2 separate regions of the Homo sapiens genome follow, and region 1 is linked to region 2. A link is a contact called in ENCODE Hi-C or POLR2A ChIA-PET data. All regions are on one chromosome and are shown on one strand. The core of a region is the stretch at or near the end of the contact, and the rest is flanking DNA. Distances in the headings are between cores, read along the strand shown. Region 1 overlaps VAV3 (vav guanine nucleotide exchange factor 3). Region 2 has its middle 370 kb from the start of MIR7852.

Region 1 (4,741 bases), core at 1,291-3,790, 43 kb before region 2:
GAACTGTTAAAAATACAGATGGTTGGTGTTTCCCATTTGTCTCTTTTTCTTACACTTAAGTTCCTTTACCATTTAAGATTTATAAAGTTTCACCAACCTCCGATGAGTGATTCTCAGAATCACTGAACATATAATTGAAAACACTTTATAACCCCAAAGAGCAACAGGTAGAGAAGTTAATATAAAGCGTGCCATGAAACACTAGAGACTAACAAACATGAACCACTGGAATGGAGTTTTCTTTTCAGAACAGGGCCAGCAGGGCCAGGGAGAAAGTTAGCTCCTCTCCTGCCATCGAATATTAAACACGCGCGCGTGTGCGCGCGCGCGCGCGCACGCACGCACACACACACACACACACACACACACACAGAGAAACTCAACTCTGAACACAGGATATTTAATACCCTGACATCTTATTTTTGATTAGATACATCAGTAAAGTTTTTCTGTAAGGCAGTATTTGTTTCAAAGAAAGAAAATATAGATGGTATTTGTGTGTTCCTTCTCTGAGACCTGATTCACACCTCTTCACTTAGGTGAATTATATAGAAAACAATAACTAAATTTATCCCCAAATAGTTTTAACATAGAAAGCCTTGTTAGGGAAGAAAGTGCCACTTAACCAGAAGTGATAACATAGATTTGACAAGAGACTGACATCAGAGCAAAATATTTCGTTGTTTTGAGTGTTAGTTAAAGCAGTTACTGGATAAAAACATAAAGCTTTACCTTGGAGGTGCTGGTTAGATTACTGGGCCATCAATAGGAAGTGTATGATGAAATTATTTTAGAATCTATCTCCTTAGATACTTAGATATTAACGAGTTTTTTTAATTTGTTTTTTTGTTTTGTTTTGTTTCATTTTTATAAAAACTAGTCCTTACTTTGATTGAGGTTCTTATGAAGAATGGAAAAACAGGACAATGGTTCTTTAAACTTATGAAGCGAATTTGCTTGCACCTGATTGAATTGAAACAGCAATTCTGCTGCTTTCAAGCTCCTCTGCCATTATCGCTGGTCTGTAATGAAATCACGACTGTGCATTTGATAGCATCAATAACATTCATCTGATTAGGTTGTTATGGTTGTTAACGAACTGCAAACCTACTGTCATTGCTTGTCATTTCTTGACAGTGTTAAGTCCAAAAGTGCTGGGCATTGCCATCGCTCGGTATGACTTCTGTGCAAGAGATATGAGAGAGTTGTCCTTGTTGAAAGGAGATGTGGTGAAGATTTACACAAAGATGAGTGCAAATGGCTGGTGGAGAGGAGAAGTAAATGGCAGGGTAAGTTGGCCCTCTCGATGTGCTGGTGCATGTGAAAGAAGGGGACTGAGCAGTTGTTTGCACCCATTGTGGCACCAGGGAGAAGCCTCTATACTGTATTACAGCTTTCAGCCCACAGGCCTCTGCCCTCTGGAAACTGGTGCTGTGTTTTGCTGATACCAGGGACTCGCTGAAAATATTTGAAATGAATATGATAGTGACATAAATAAAATTCACCTGGGCAAGTGGGACAGCTTGCTGCTTGGAAAAGAGTCGAGGAGCATTTCAGTTCTTTTTAGACCCTGAGCCATAGAGCTAAACTTTATGTGTATTGCAAAATATCTATAAGAACTGCTGATGTAAATTGGAAAGAATGGGACATAGTACCTCTGTCTTTTCATCCTGTTCTACAGCAGAAATAGGAATCATTATGCAGCAGAGCCCCCCTGTATTATACTTAATTTACATATTTATTTGTGTGCTAGTGGATTAGAACACTGTTTATTTTATTCCTCCATTTCGATCATTTACTCTATTAGGCTTCTAAGAGCAGTTAAACCAATCTTCTCACCTACAATGGACATAAAACCCCAGTTTAATTGGGGTGTTATGAAAACAAAATACTCTGTTTGTAGAATCCTTTGAAGTGTCAGATACAAAGTCATGTTGCTGTGTTGGTTGCTTTTCTTTTTTAGGTGGGCTGGTTTCCATCCACATATGTGGAAGAGGATGAATAAATTCAAATCCCGTGTTGCACCCTGCACCAAAAATTTCAGAGAAGGGATAAATAGAAGCCTGCACAGCATCGTGAATTAACTGAAGTGTTTAAAAAGCTGCATTTCTGGCTGTTCAACATCCTCCCTCCTTAGCCCCTCCTAAGTCTTAATGCTGAGATTTCTAAAGATGCTGGTACTGACAGATTAATGGCTTGCCTAGAGCTGTGCAAGAAACAGCCTGCCAGTCTGTCATTGTCAGGGACCAGGGCAAAACCAAGAGCTGTTCTTCCCAGAAGAGCCCTGCAAACACATTGGTTCGTGCTTCCCTTTACTTCTTCTGGTCAGATACCATGAATGCCAGTCATCAGTAAATCTTAATACACTTTTGCTTTATTCTCACATGCCATTCACCAGATTATTTGATGGTACAAAGAAGCAGAAGTGTAATTTTCCTTTTCCCAGCATGACGAAAAATTGGAGTTCTGCCATTTGAGCAGCTTACTGGAAAGATCCAGCCTTACTTGTCTTAAATTGTCCAACAAGGTGACTCATTGCCCGGCAAACACTTTTACCCTCAGATGTTACTCATGATATTATAAAATATGAGGCCAGTGCTCAGGTTTGCATCATAAGTGAGCTATCCCTGAAGGGTTTTAATTACTTATTTGGTGTCCTGATTATATTTGCAAACTTCTTTATAAAAGGTGAAAAAAGCACACAAAAGAGAGGGTGTCTTCATATTAAACCTTCACAACCTTCATGATTTCATAGGATTATTTTGGAAATATAGCACTTGACTTTATGAAAGGATCTGGGCTAGGTATATTAAGGGTAGTTGCCAATAACCTGAAGAAGCTGGCATTGTTTACAGAAACAGATCAAGGGCTATAATTTATGTCATTTTATAGCAGCAGTATCTATTAATACATGCCTTTTCCTCCCATCCACCTCCCCCGCACACACACAAAGATGACCTGGGACATGATTTTTTTATTCCCACATTTTCTTGGAGCACAAACAACTTTGTTGAGGATTTTGGAAGGAAAGCACAACTGGGTCCTTTATTCATTTCTGGGACAGAAAGAGGGTCAGTGGACTTTTGTGGGCCTCCAGCTTCTCTCAGAGTCTCCCCCTCTGCAGCCCATCCTGGGAGTGTATTAACTGGAGGGAAGATGGGTCTTGCAGTACATTTGTTTTGCCCAGCCATCACTCTTTTTTGTGAGGAGCCTAAATACATTCTTCCTGGGGTCCAGAGTCCCCATTCAAGGCAGTCAAGTTAAGACACTAACTTGGCCCTTTCCTGATGGAAATATTTCCTCCATAGCAGAAGTTGTGTTCTGACAAGACTGAGAGAGTTACATGTTGGGAAAAAAAAGAAGCATTAACTTAGTAGAACTGAACCAGGAGCATTAAGTTCTGAAATTTTGAATCATCTCTGAAATGAAGCAGGTGTAGCCTGCCCTCTCATCAATCCGTCTGGGTGCCAGAACTCAAGGTTCAGTGGACACATCCCCCTGTTAGAGACCCTCATGGGCTAGGACTTTTCATCTAGGATAGATTCAAGACCTTTACCTCAGAATTATGTAAACTGTGATTGTGTTTTAGAAAAATTATTATTTGCTAAAACCATTTAAGTCTTTGTATATGTGTAAATGATCACAAAAATGTATTTTATAAAATGTTCTGTACAATAAAGTTACACCTCAAAGTGTACTCTTGGAATGGATTCTTTCCTGTAAAGTCTTATCTGCGACTCTGTCTCGGGAATGTTTTGTCTGTTGCCGTCAGCCGAACTTTGTTATGGAGGGAGCAGCCTCACACAAGCAGAAACACTCCTGTGGATGGTATTGTAGCATGTATTGTTTATTTTAGTCAATAGACCCTCTCCTTATAAATGGTGTTTAGTCTTCCTGTTGCATTTCATGGGCCTGGGGGTTTCCTAGCAGAGGATATTGGAGCCCCTTTTTGTGACATTACCAATTACATCTTTGTCCACGTTTAATACTTTGTTTTGGAAAATTTAAATGCTGCAGATTTGTGTAGAGTTCTAATACCAAAGACAGAAGTAAATGTTTTCCATATACTTTGTCTTGCCTGTATGCAGCCCTCGTGTAATACGGTGAATTAGAGTGGTATTTCACTTTGTATTATTTTGTAAATATGTCAATATAATAAATAGTGACTAAATTGATTTCTAAGAGTTGGAGTCTTTTTATTGAATGATCCCTGTATTAGTCAGGGTTCCCCTGAAAATGGATGGCACTGGATTGTTGGGCCTGTACCAGGCCATCGCCAGCAGTCCAGAGTGAACAGAAGCAGTGTATGTGTGGAGGTCACCACCCCCCCGCCCGCCAGCCCCGTGGACGCTATGCGTCTAGTAGGAGGGCCGCTGCGGTGAGTCTTGAAGCCCAGGGCTGGGCCCGGGCAGAGCCGCCGCAGGTGCAGATGTTGGTGGTAGTAGCACATATTCTAAAGAGAACTTCAAAGGCCGAAGTGGAGAAGGGTTCCATGTGAACAGCAGTTGGACATGGGTCATTCGGTCCTGAGAAATAGGTGAGCGCCATTCTGAATGGACAGGCGATGGCCTCTGTTGCCCTCAGCCAATCGAAAGGGAGTCCGGTTCAGATCCCGAATCCGGAGTGGCGGAGATGGACACTGCCAAGCGTCCAGCACAGTAATGCGAAGGATCCCAGAGAAGCCAATGGAAGCCCCGGGGAGAGTTCTTTTCTCCTTGTGAAGGGCAGGGCGCCCTGGAAT
Region 2 (5,110 bases), core at 1,898-4,397:
GCTTCTTGTGACAGGGACGAAAAGAGTGAGAGGGCCAGGGACGCTGCTGAGGGGTTCTGGGAAGCTCACCAGGGCCTTTCAGGAATTGAGGCTGCCTGACTGCCCGGAGCCTGGCCCTGAGAGTGGGCAGGTGTGCTGCCTGTATAATGCCCTTGATCTCTAAGAGAAACAGTGGCAAACCAATCAGATGGCAACCTCCTGCCAAGGACTCCATTAGCCCGCTCTGGTGGCTGCTTCTGAAGTGGCGGCTGCTGGCTCCACTCGCTCCCCTGTTCAGAGAGGACATATGGGCCAGGCAGTGATCAATGAGGGAACATCTGGCACAGGAGCAAATCAAACAGCACCGATGACTAATTTAGGAGTGTTGCCTTGCCATTGTTCTTTCTGTGGCCCCATGCAAAGGTCACCCAGTGTGGCAGGCTCAGAGAAGCTGCTGCTTCACCTTCAGCAGTCCCCAGGATCCAACTTGTTTGCCTTAAAAATGAATCGATAGCTTCTTCTTTGAGGGCTGAAACAGCAGCTCCCTATCACTGAATCCTGAATTCTCACGTGCATGGTCAGCCCCCTCCTTGCAAGCCCCTAGGCACCCCTGTTTCTTATTAGCCATTTATCATCTTGCCTCTGAAGTCTCTCTCTTAAAAAAAAAAAAAGAAAAAGAAAAGAAAAAAAAACACTCTACTGAATTCATGTTCTATTTCTGCAACTGAGATTTTTCTCCTTTGGGTTCAAATAAAAGAAATAGCAAATATTAAAGAGCATGAGAGAAAAAGGCACACATGCCTGGCCCATGAATAGACAAGATTGCCTGTAGTTCTGATTTTGGTGGTTTATATAATAGCTTCAAATGCTGGTGAAGACAGGTCTCAGCCTTGCCAGAAATGATCTCTAAATTAAACAGCCATTTTCTTTTAAATTACCTTTAATGGCACATTAGAACCACATAATTTTCAGCCTTGAAGGAGGATTTGGTAGGATATTGGGTGCTATTCGTTTCCTCTTTTTGGGTCAGGAGAGCGCATCAGACAGTTTATGTGTAAAAGTTCTCCATCGGAAATGATACACTTTTTCTTGAGAATTTATTCTCATGTATGAAAGGTGTGCTGTGGGATAAGCCATGTCTTCTGTGATTGACAGTTTGCGTCCTAGCTCACTGATAACACCCAGCTGGCTGTCATGGTGGCAAGGCCTCCTGCTTCTCCTTCTCATCTGGTATCACACACTCATGGGCCTGGGGATGCGCAGAGTCATGGGCTTGAAGGGGTGGTATCCTACTGCTGCCCAGTCACAATTACTCATCTCTCAGAAACACCTAGAAATAAACTGATCCTCTTCCTGGTGGACAGAACATGTTCTATTCCCCGTTCATTCAATTCCCAAGGGAAGTGAATGCTCAATTTCTCTGCTGTTTTATCCTGCAGTCATCCAGCTTCTAAGAGTGATTCTGGAGTCGTCTTGCTGGTTATCTCCATCGGATTTCTTCAGTACAACACTAGCCCCCTCCCACCCTTCATTAACATAGATTGGCATCCTTTATAAGACAAGCAGCCCAGGCAGCTGGGTGATCATTTGAGTGACAAGAGAAGTGGATTCTAGTCTAGCTTAGTCACAAACTCGCTATAGGCTCAGAGACAAGTTACAACCTCTCTGGGCTTCAGTAGCTACACCTTTTAAGGTACACGATGTTCTCTGGGGGAGGGATAGCATTAGGAGAAATACCTAATGTAAATGATGAGTTGATGGGTGCAGCAAACCAACACGGCACATGTATACCTATGTATCAAACCTGCACGTTGTACACATGTACCCTAGAACTTAAAGTATAATAATAATAAAAAGAACAGGTAAAAAAATAATAAAAAAAAGATACACGAATCTAGATCTTCTGATTTGGTAATAATCGAAGGGGGGTGGTGGGTAACAGATTCAGGGAAAAAGAGAAACGGGAAAACTATGCTTCGTCAACAAGGCAATAATGGTGAACCAATGTGTGTTTAGAGGCCCTATATGCTTGTGTTCAGAGTATTCCATTGTGTCTTTGCTATCCGAAGCTGCTCAGGGACATAGTCATGAATCAAGACTTCCAGTAAATGCCTCTGGAACGTGGAGGAATGAGAACCTGGCAGGAAGACAGTGCAGGGCATTGTCTGGAGCTCGTTCCTCTTGGTTGCGTGACTGCCCATTATGACTGTCTGATGATGGCAATGTGATCATTTGTCTAGCAATTACAAAGCATCTTCATTTTACTGCCTCTTTTAATGTTCCCAATAACCCTGTGAAGTAAATATTATTCTCCCTACTTTAGAGATGAAAACCCTGAGGTTTAGAAAGGTTAATGACTTGTTATATGATGCTCAGGTACTAAAGAGTAGAGTTGAGATACAAAGCTAAGACTTCTGATTTCACATATAATACAATTTCCATATTTTCAACAGTTGTCAGACTGTGCCCTCAAAGGTGTGGGTTTGGAGGATGTGTCTGGGGTGGTGGCGGGGGTGGGAGAGAAAAGCTAAACCAGTGGCGCTCAGACTCCCTGCTTCAATCAAAGCACCTTTATTGTTCTATTCTATATTTATATAATGCCACCCTAAATTTGGCTTTAAACAAAATGTTTCTAGTGCTAAAAAGTCAAGTTTATGAGACGCAAAATATACCATTGTGGTGTTGAAGATGAAACCTTTTTTCAGTCTCTTTACTCGGAGGATTCTGCGTTCTTTGTTCCAACAATCCCAGCTCGAAATCCTCTCTCTCTCTCTCTCTCAGAGGAGCTGACCACAGATGCTCTTACTTCTCTCAGTCCAGTGAGCCATATTCTGTTTTTTGTGGGCCTTTCACAGGAAAAGTGTTCTGTGGCCAAGGTAGTTGATAACAAGCCAGATGTTCAGCCCAGATAGAGACCCCATTCCTTTCCTTAGAAGAATTGACCCACATGTTCCAACTTGCCTCATAAATATAAAAAGAAAAGCCTAGCTTCCATTTTAATTAGATGAAATAATTACATGTCACACATCTCTTAAGCAGTTTTATACTCGCTCTGACTGTGATGCAGGGATTAGCATTCAAAGACGCTGCTTGCCCTGTGTACAGATGTTGGGTTTATAGACTGTCATGCTCCTTGTGGCCACAAGATGTCAGGCAAATATGGTCATGGGATATAGGTGCAGGAAGGTGCCTTGGCTCCTGAAAATACCATTGACGAGTTCATTAGCTGATTAAAATCCTTCCAATAAGCTTGTTGGAAGAACCTAGGGAAAGTCTATGAAATGTGTCATATTGTTATCCTGTTGATGGAGACGCTGAACACGACTAGGAGGTAATCAGATTAAGATCAACAAATATTGATTGTACATGCTTGCACGATTAAATCCTGAATAATTAAAGGCCACTGAGTTTCCTAGCTCTCATCTTAGTGTGTGTTTCCATAAGCAACATGTGCTGTGTTTCCAAAGTACCATGAATAGACATGGCTATAGGAAAGAAATGGGATCAGTCAGAGAATCAATCACTTTTAAAAGTTTCAGTTTGAAAATCTGATGAAATAAAGAAGTGGGTTTTAAGTTAACAGCTATTCTATAATCATGAGACATTTTATAAACCAAAATATATAAAATAAAGCCATACACTGAAACTTGTGCATACTTCTAATGTAGATTTGTTTACTCCATGATTTGAATGATTTGTTAATTAACAGCTGATCTGACACACCACCCCTCACTATTCTTTTAGTCTCTGGACCGACTTTCTATAGAAGCTTCCTTGGGGTCTGGCAGAAGGAAGCAGTAATGACAAGCAAAGGTTGAGCTCAATCGATCTGTGGTTATTGAGTTCCTACAGAGAGCTGGGTGCTGCTGAGGCTGCAGCAGACCTAGAGGGCATGGCTTATGCCTCACTGTTTCTTCCCTTTCATTTATCTCTTTCTTCTAATTTTCTGTGTTCTACTTCTTAACTCTTCAGATGCTTCTTACTGCTAAGCTAGGTGAGGGGATAAGCTTTTATTTATTTACCTTTGAAAACATGCTGATCTCCTACTATGTGCTAGACTTTGGCCTGGAGATTCAGAGACAAATTTTAAAATGGTGCTTACCTTGCTCATGGATCCGGCAAGCCAAAAATCGTATTACAGCAGTATGGCACTGGCAATGCAATCAAGTAAATGTCCTATGGAGCGCACAGGCAAAGGGGGATTCATTCCGCTTGGTCCTGAGGGCATTGTGGTACTTCACAACAATGTAAATTGGAACTCATCAAGTGAACAGGGATGGGGCAGCCTGAAGAATTAGAATATGTGAAGGCAAGTCTGTTCCAGTAAAAGCTAAGCTGCTGTGAGAAAGAGATCTGCAGTACAGTAACTTGAAAAGATAGATGTCCATTTTCCTCTCATATAATAGTCTAAAGGTAGGCAGTCTGGTGGGGCTGCCCTACTCCATGAGGTCATTCAGGGACCATGGTCCTTCCAACTTGTTGCTCCACCATCCTCTAGGCATTTTTCACACTGCTGGAGCATCAGCTGGCTTGCCATTTCCAGCCGTGTGAAGAATAGGGAGAAGTGGTCCAGGGTAAGTTACTTTATTATAGTAAGGAAGGCAGAAATTGCACACTTCTTTATATTTCATTGACTTTGACATGACCACATCTAGCCTCAAGGGGGGCAGGGAAATATGCTTGTAATAAGGTGGTTCTGTACCCATGAAAAAAACAGGAAAAACAAGTTACGGGGGCAACTAGCATCTCGCCACAGCAGAGGCACGTGGAAGGGAATAGTCTGTTGTGGAACTTGCACGCAGTGGAGTGTAGCTGGATCATGGCTCATGTGACTGGTAAGGTGGGGCCAGGATGTGGAGGAGTTTGAATGCTACATTGCTAAAAAAAATTTTAATGAAGCCAGCATGCTGAGCTTTGTGTTTGAGGGTAAGTCACTCTAGCACCTGAGGGTTGAGGAAGCGTTTGGAATGATTAGACTGAAGGCTGTTGTCGTTTTAGGTCCAGGTGAAAGAAGGTGAAGGCTTCTCTCAGGAAAGGAGAGCCAAGGGTAATGGGGAAAGTAGATTTAAGAGACATTTAAGCCAGAACTAGAACTTAAACTGGCTGGTAAGTTTCTACAGGTCACCTCAAT

The links. A loop is a pair of places that touch in the nucleus more often than their neighbours do. ChIA-PET counts read pairs that join two places held with the same protein, here RNA polymerase II (POLR2A).
Region 1: a loop to region 2 is called in a map of mammary epithelial cell, with 4 times the contacts of the local background. The contact joins two enhancer-like sites. A Hi-C loop is called at or near these places in 2 of 168 maps with a recorded cell type or tissue (PC-3 and mammary epithelial cell). POLR2A ChIA-PET finds 5 or more read pairs at or near these places in 2 of 52 experiments (MCF 10A and PC-3).

What each region holds. Positions count from the first base shown.
Region 1 is chr1:107,570,595-107,575,335 of GRCh38, reverse strand. VAV3 (vav guanine nucleotide exchange factor 3) reads left to right here. Exons shown (of 27, transcript NM_006113.5): 26 at 1,138-1,289; 27 at 1,964-4,175. The coding sequence ends at 2,005. Among named protein-coding and RNA genes, the nearest start is that of MIR7852, 320 kb to the left of the region's middle. Within about 2 kb of position 2,540, at least 4 of the 41 ENCODE cell types and tissues checked have a DNase peak (open chromatin) inside an H3K27ac peak, as active enhancers do.
Region 2 is chr1:107,527,753-107,532,862 of GRCh38, reverse strand. No RefSeq gene overlaps it. Among named protein-coding and RNA genes, the nearest start is that of MIR7852, 370 kb to the left of the region's middle. Within about 2 kb of position 3,147, at least 2 of the 41 ENCODE cell types and tissues checked have a DNase peak (open chromatin) inside an H3K27ac peak, as active enhancers do.